Regions from separate parts of the Homo sapiens genome. Here region 1 is linked to region 2. A link is an interaction called in ENCODE POLR2A ChIA-PET data of the cell type or tissue named here. Cell type or tissue: GM12878. All regions are shown on one strand. Links, peaks and the distances in the headings refer to the core of each region. The heading gives the core; the rest is flanking DNA.

Evidence for each region. ChIA-PET counts read pairs that join two places held together with the same protein. Peaks named below come from ENCODE experiments on the same cell type or tissue, not always from the same donor. Only the 100,000 strongest peaks of a DNase experiment are listed, where the experiment ranks them.
Region 1: POLR2A ChIA-PET joins it to region 2 with 17 read pairs; 5 of 35 experiments call an interaction of 5 or more read pairs at or near these places.

The regions. Positions count from the first base shown.
Region 1 is chr10:102,719,504-102,722,317 of GRCh38, reverse strand. The region is part of intron 1 of SFXN2 (sideroflexin 2); the gene reads right to left. Among named protein-coding and RNA genes, the nearest start is that of SFXN2, 6.3 kb to the right of the region's middle. In GM12878, for the core only: no CTCF peak of the experiment used is centred there; no DNase peak of the experiment used is centred there.
Region 2 is chr10:102,795,020-102,797,833 of GRCh38, reverse strand. All of the region lies in intron 1 of WBP1L (WW domain binding protein 1 like), which reads right to left. Among named protein-coding and RNA genes, the nearest start is that of CYP17A1-AS1, 36 kb to the left of the region's middle. RefSeq lists an enhancer at 1,475-1,524. In GM12878, for the core only: no CTCF peak of the experiment used is centred there; a DNase peak (open chromatin) is centred at 1,273; H3K4me3 peaks cover 737 bases; H3K27ac peaks cover 2,025 bases.

The sequences.
Region 1 (2,814 bases), core at 40-2,539, 76 kb after region 2:
TTGAAAGTGGATTTGGATTAGTCATAAATGTACATTGCAGACTCCTGGGCAACCACTAAAAAGGTTTTCAAAAGAAGTATAATTGATATGCTAAGAGAGGAGAGAAAATGGAGTCATACAAAAAAAGCTGACGCTTTTAAATGTTTGCCTGAAAGCTTCAGGGAGTCATTGAAAGACTTTAAGAAGAAGAGTGACAAGATCAGATATGTAGTTTACTAAGAACAAACTGGGTAGTCATGAGAATAAACAGGATGTGGATGGACCTCACGGGATGCAGGGAGACCAGCTGGACGAGAACCCCAGTAATCCAGGCAAGAAGAGGTAGGGCTCAAATGAACCCACGTGCACTCAGAGGAGAGACCAACAGGAGAGAATCTTTCAAAGAAGCGGAATGTTAAGGTCTGCTAAGCAATAGGTATAAGAGGAACATTTTATCAGTCAAGGTTCAACCAGAGAAGCAGAATCAGTAGATTACAGACAGACAGACAGGTAGATACCAAAACATAACATGGGGCAACATGGAGTTCCTCTAACTCCTGAGCTCAAGCAATCTGCCTGCCTTGGCCTCCCAAAGTGCCAGGATTACAGGTGTGTGCCACTGCACCTGGCTATGACACACACATATACATATTTTATATATTTCTAAAATATATTTGTATACTATAATATATATTTTCTAAATATATAAATTATATAACTATATAAATATATAATTTTTTAAATTTATAGATATAGCAACATATATTTATAATATATAAATTTATATATACATTTATTTATATAGACATGAATTACGTTTAAATATAACATATAAAAATAATATATAAACATAAATAATTCATATAGCTATATAAAATCATATATAAATATATAACTTTATATGTTATAAATATATGTTGATCTATCTATATAGATTTTATAATTTTTTCTTCTTTTTTTAGGCAGGGTCTCAGCTGGTTGCCCAGGGTAGAGTGGAGTGGTGCAATCATAGCTCACTGTAATCTCAAACTCCTGGGCTCAAGGAATCCTCCCATCTCATCCTCCCTAAGTGCTGGGATTACAGGCATGCACCACTCCTGGCCTAAATATATATAATGCTGACGTAATATAATATTGATAAAATATAGAAATTGATTTATCACAAGGAATTAGCGAATTGGCTCACATAACTGTGGCTGTTGGCTAGGCAATCCTGAAGTCAGCAGGGCAGGCGGCCAGCAACAGACCATCCCAGGGGAGAGGGAGCAACGCGGGTAATGGCTCAGAGTCCAGAACCTCAGAGGGGGTTCAGGGGTGTTCTAGCCCTCCTTTAAAGGGCTTCCACCTGATTAGGTCAGGCCACCCAGGATAATCTCCCTTTTGATTAACTTAAAGCCAAACAATTGAGGAATTTAATTAGGTCTGCAAAATCCCCTCACAGCAGCACCTAGATTACTGTTTGTCTGAAGAGCTGGAAGATGGTGTGTGTGTGCTCCTGGGTAGCCACTATAACTGGAATATACCAGAGAGGGAATCCCGGGAGTCTTGCTTAGCTTAGCCAAGTTGACACATGACAAATATCCAGAGTGATACCTAGGGTTTCTGACTTGGGCGATAGGTGCTAACAGGGAGAGCACAGAAAAATTGGCTTTGAGGGAGAAAATATTAATAGTAAGCTTGATTTCTGCATGTTAAGTTTCAAATACCATGGGATTTTTTTTTTTTTTTGAGACAGGGTCTTGCTCTGTTGCCCAGGTGGGAGTACAGTGGTATGATCATGGCTCACTACTCCAGCCTCCACCTCCCAGGCTCAAACGATCCTCTGACCTTAGCCTCTCAAGTAGCTGGGACCACAGGCATGTGCCAACATGCCCGGCTAGTTTTTGTATTTTTTGTAGAGACAGGGTCTCCCTATGTTGCTAGGCTGGTCTCAACTCCTGAGCTCAAGGGATCTACCTGCCTCAGCCTCCCAAAGTGCTGGGATTACAGGAGTGAGCTACCAGCCCCGGTCCTGCCATGGGTTTTTTTTTTTTTTTTTTTTTTTTTTGAGAGGGAGTCTTGCTCTGTCACCCAGACTGGAGTGCAGTGGTGCGATCTCGGCTCACTGCAACGTCCACCTCCTGGGTTCAAGCAATTCTCCTGCCTCAGCCTCCTGAGTAGCTGGGATTACAGGTGCGTGCCACCACACCCAGCTAATTGTTTGTATTTTTAGTAGAGACGCGGTTTCACCGTGTTAGCCAGGATGGTCTCGATCTCCTGACCTCGTGACCCATTACCCGCGTCGGCCTCCCCAAGTGTTGGGATTACAGGCGTGAGCCACCAAGCCCGGCCGGGATTTTCTTAAATGCAATAGGCCTCTTCCTGTCTCAGGTCCTTTCCAAACACAATACTCAAAAGCTAGTCTTTCCTCTCTTCACTAAATAGTACCTATTTGTCCTTTTATTTTTTTGTACAAATAATTTTCAGATTTACTTCTATAGCTTCTACTACTAGGTCATTTTGTTTTTTTCTTGGAAATAGCACCTTAGCTAAGTTAAATAATTCACCTGTGAAGTGAGGTGGTATGTTCATTTTGCTCACGACTGTCACCCCAGTGCCTAGCACAATATTCAAGTATTTGCTGAATAAGAAGTTCATCAGCCTGTGGGTATTCAGGCTTGAAAGGAAACAGAGGTCAGAGCTAGAAGGAAAAAACTGAGTCAGCAGCATCGAGGTGATTTACGATAAAGTTTTCCAGTGAGAACACACAGAATGGGAAGAGGAGAGAGCTGAGGACAAACCCTGAAAAATCAGGACATTTAAGAAGCCAAGGCCGGGCACAGTGGCTCACACCTG
Region 2 (2,814 bases), core at 5-2,504:
CACACCTGTATTGCCAGCACTTTGGGAGGCCGAGGCAGGCAGATCGCGAGGTCAGGAGTTCGAGACCAGCCTGACCAACATGATGAAATCCCGTCTCTACTAAAAATATAAAAATTAGCCAGGCGTGGTGGTGCGCGCCTGTAATCCCAGCTACTCAGGAGGTTGAGGCAGGAAAATCGCTTGAACAAGAGAGGCAGAGATTGCAGTGAGCCAAGATCACGCCACTGCACTCCAGCCTGGGCGACAGAGCGAGACTCCATCTCAAAAATAAAAAATAAAAAAGACAAACAAACAAAAAAAACTTTAAAAGATTTACACAACAACAACAGAGTTTAGGGGAAAAAATATGGTTTATTAAAGAGGAGAGGAGATTCAGGACACAAAAGCAATTGGCAGAGTGAAGTTTTCCTCAGACAGGACAGGCAAGGGCTGCCTCACTTTAGGTCCAAGTAGAAACATTTCATGTTCCGGTGCTAACCTCAGCCGGTAGGAGGGTGATGATTCCCTGGTAATTAGCAGTACATTTTAAATAAAACTGGCTTTTCTGTGAAACTTCCTGGAATAATTAAAGCGGTATGTATTCTAGGATTAGCATCTGCTCAGTTATTCCATTCTTCTTTTTAAAACACTTTCTCTCCAAGGTTAATTCACAGTGTGATCCTAAAGAGGGCAACAACAAAAAAAATCTACAACTGAAATTCTTTACTTTTCAATAAAGGGCCGAACTGCTCAGATAACCCAGTCTAATTTCAATCTGCTAGATCATTTTTGCTTATTGAAAAAGAATCCTGACTGGATCCAGGATTCATACTGTCCCTTGTCAGGGACACTCACATAAAGGGCACTACTGAGTGGCCATCTAGCTGTCTGCCAAATTCTGTCCACAGCACTGGTGGATGAGGATGGAGGGGAACTTTAAAAAAAAGTTTCACATGTAAGATATAAAATACCTCCCAGACCAACGTTAACCTCAGCCCAAAATGTACTTGGGGCCACTATGCAGATGACGAAACCTGTAAGGCATCTGCTATATGTGGCCTTCAACATTTCTTCATTCTAAACAATAACACAGTCACTTACTGGACGCTGTCTTTGTGCCAAGCATTGTGTTGGGTTCAAGGGATACAAAGATGAATAAGACATTGTCCTTATCCCCAAGAAGCTCAGAGTTAAGAAGGAAAAAAGCCCTGCTCAGCAAATAAACTAAAGCCACAGTATTTGCGGCAACTCAGGCTGGCCCTGCCCACAGTGCACATCCGGCGGACAGCTGCCAGTGGAAACTGAAGTCACATGGTCGGCTCCTCCTCTCTGGGCCATGCTTTACTACACTGTCTACTTGGCCAAGGGTATACACCAGGCACTCCAGTGACTGTCTACAGGGCTAGAGGCTGGGCAGAAACAGGACTGGCACCTGAAGCCACACGGAGAGGACAAGAGAAAGCACAGGACTGAAAACCAGTTCCCCGGCTTAGTGCACGTTTCCACCATAAATCTTTAGGTGTTTCTTGGTCTTAAAAACTTTACATTCTGATATGACAGTTTAGAAAGAAGGAAACGAGAAATTCATAAACCCTGACAATGAGGCCCTCACAACATTGCACGCAGAGTTCCTTCTATGTGCTCCTTCCCCCGCCGCCCCACCACCACCCTCCCATGTCCACCATAAGCAAAATGAGACACTGGCTATCAAGTTGGATTTCTCATACCATCTACTTAATCCTGTACTAAAAGTGAAAAACAGAATGATTTCTACTGGCCATGTATGCCATTCACACCATCATAGCTGAAAAACCATTAAGTTGAACCATCGCAAGTTGTGGACCATCTAAATATCTTGTCCCCTGTACTTCTTCCTCCTTCCGTTTTCACCATCCCATGCCCACCACAAACAAAATGAGACACTGGCTATCTAGTCAACTTCTCCTCTGAAGCCTGGTGCGTGTGGAAAAAGCAGATCTATGCTTGCTACTTTGGCCAGAACACACACTCTTTGACTTCAGAGCAAAACATGCCTTTCATAAAAACATCAGAAAGTTTCTCCCCAGTTTACCAGGCCCTGCGAATGCCATTCTTCCGGCACTGGCTTAAAAGAGCACAGTTCAAAGTGTCCACATAGTTTCTAAAAGAGGCAGTGGTGCCTACACTTGGCACAAGAAAGAATCCAATGACACTTCTGTCTCAGGAAAATTCACCAGAGGCAGCCCAGGCTCGGAACACATGGCTGTCAACTGGTCTTAAGTGAGACATAGAGTGGAATGCATTTGAAATCTAAACAAGTGGCATCCTCATGACCTACTGCTGTCAGTCAGCTTTTCTCTCGGATCTTCTGTGCACCGAGGCAGGGGGCCTGGAATAAACAAGACCTCACTCTGCTTCACCGTTCTGCCTCCGCTTTCCCAGGGAGAGCAGAACAGTGGAAGCATCATTTAATCCAGTGTTCCTCAAACAGTTTTTAACACAGTACGGAAGTTTCTCGGCTTACGATGGGGTCATGTTCTGGTAAACCCATCATAAATTGAAAATATCGTCAGTCAAAAATGCATTTAACACAGTTAATCTACTGAACAGCATAGCTTAGCCTAGCTTACCTTAAACTGCTCGGAACTTACATCAGCCTATGGTTTGGTAAAATCCTCTAACACAAATTATTTTACAATAAAGTATTGAATATCTCATGTCATCTACTTAATACTGTATTAAAAATGAAAAACAAATGATTTCTACTGGCTGCATGTATCAATTGCACCACCATAAAGTTGAAAAATCACTAAGTTGAACCATCACAAGTTGTGGCCATCTATATATCTAGTCCCC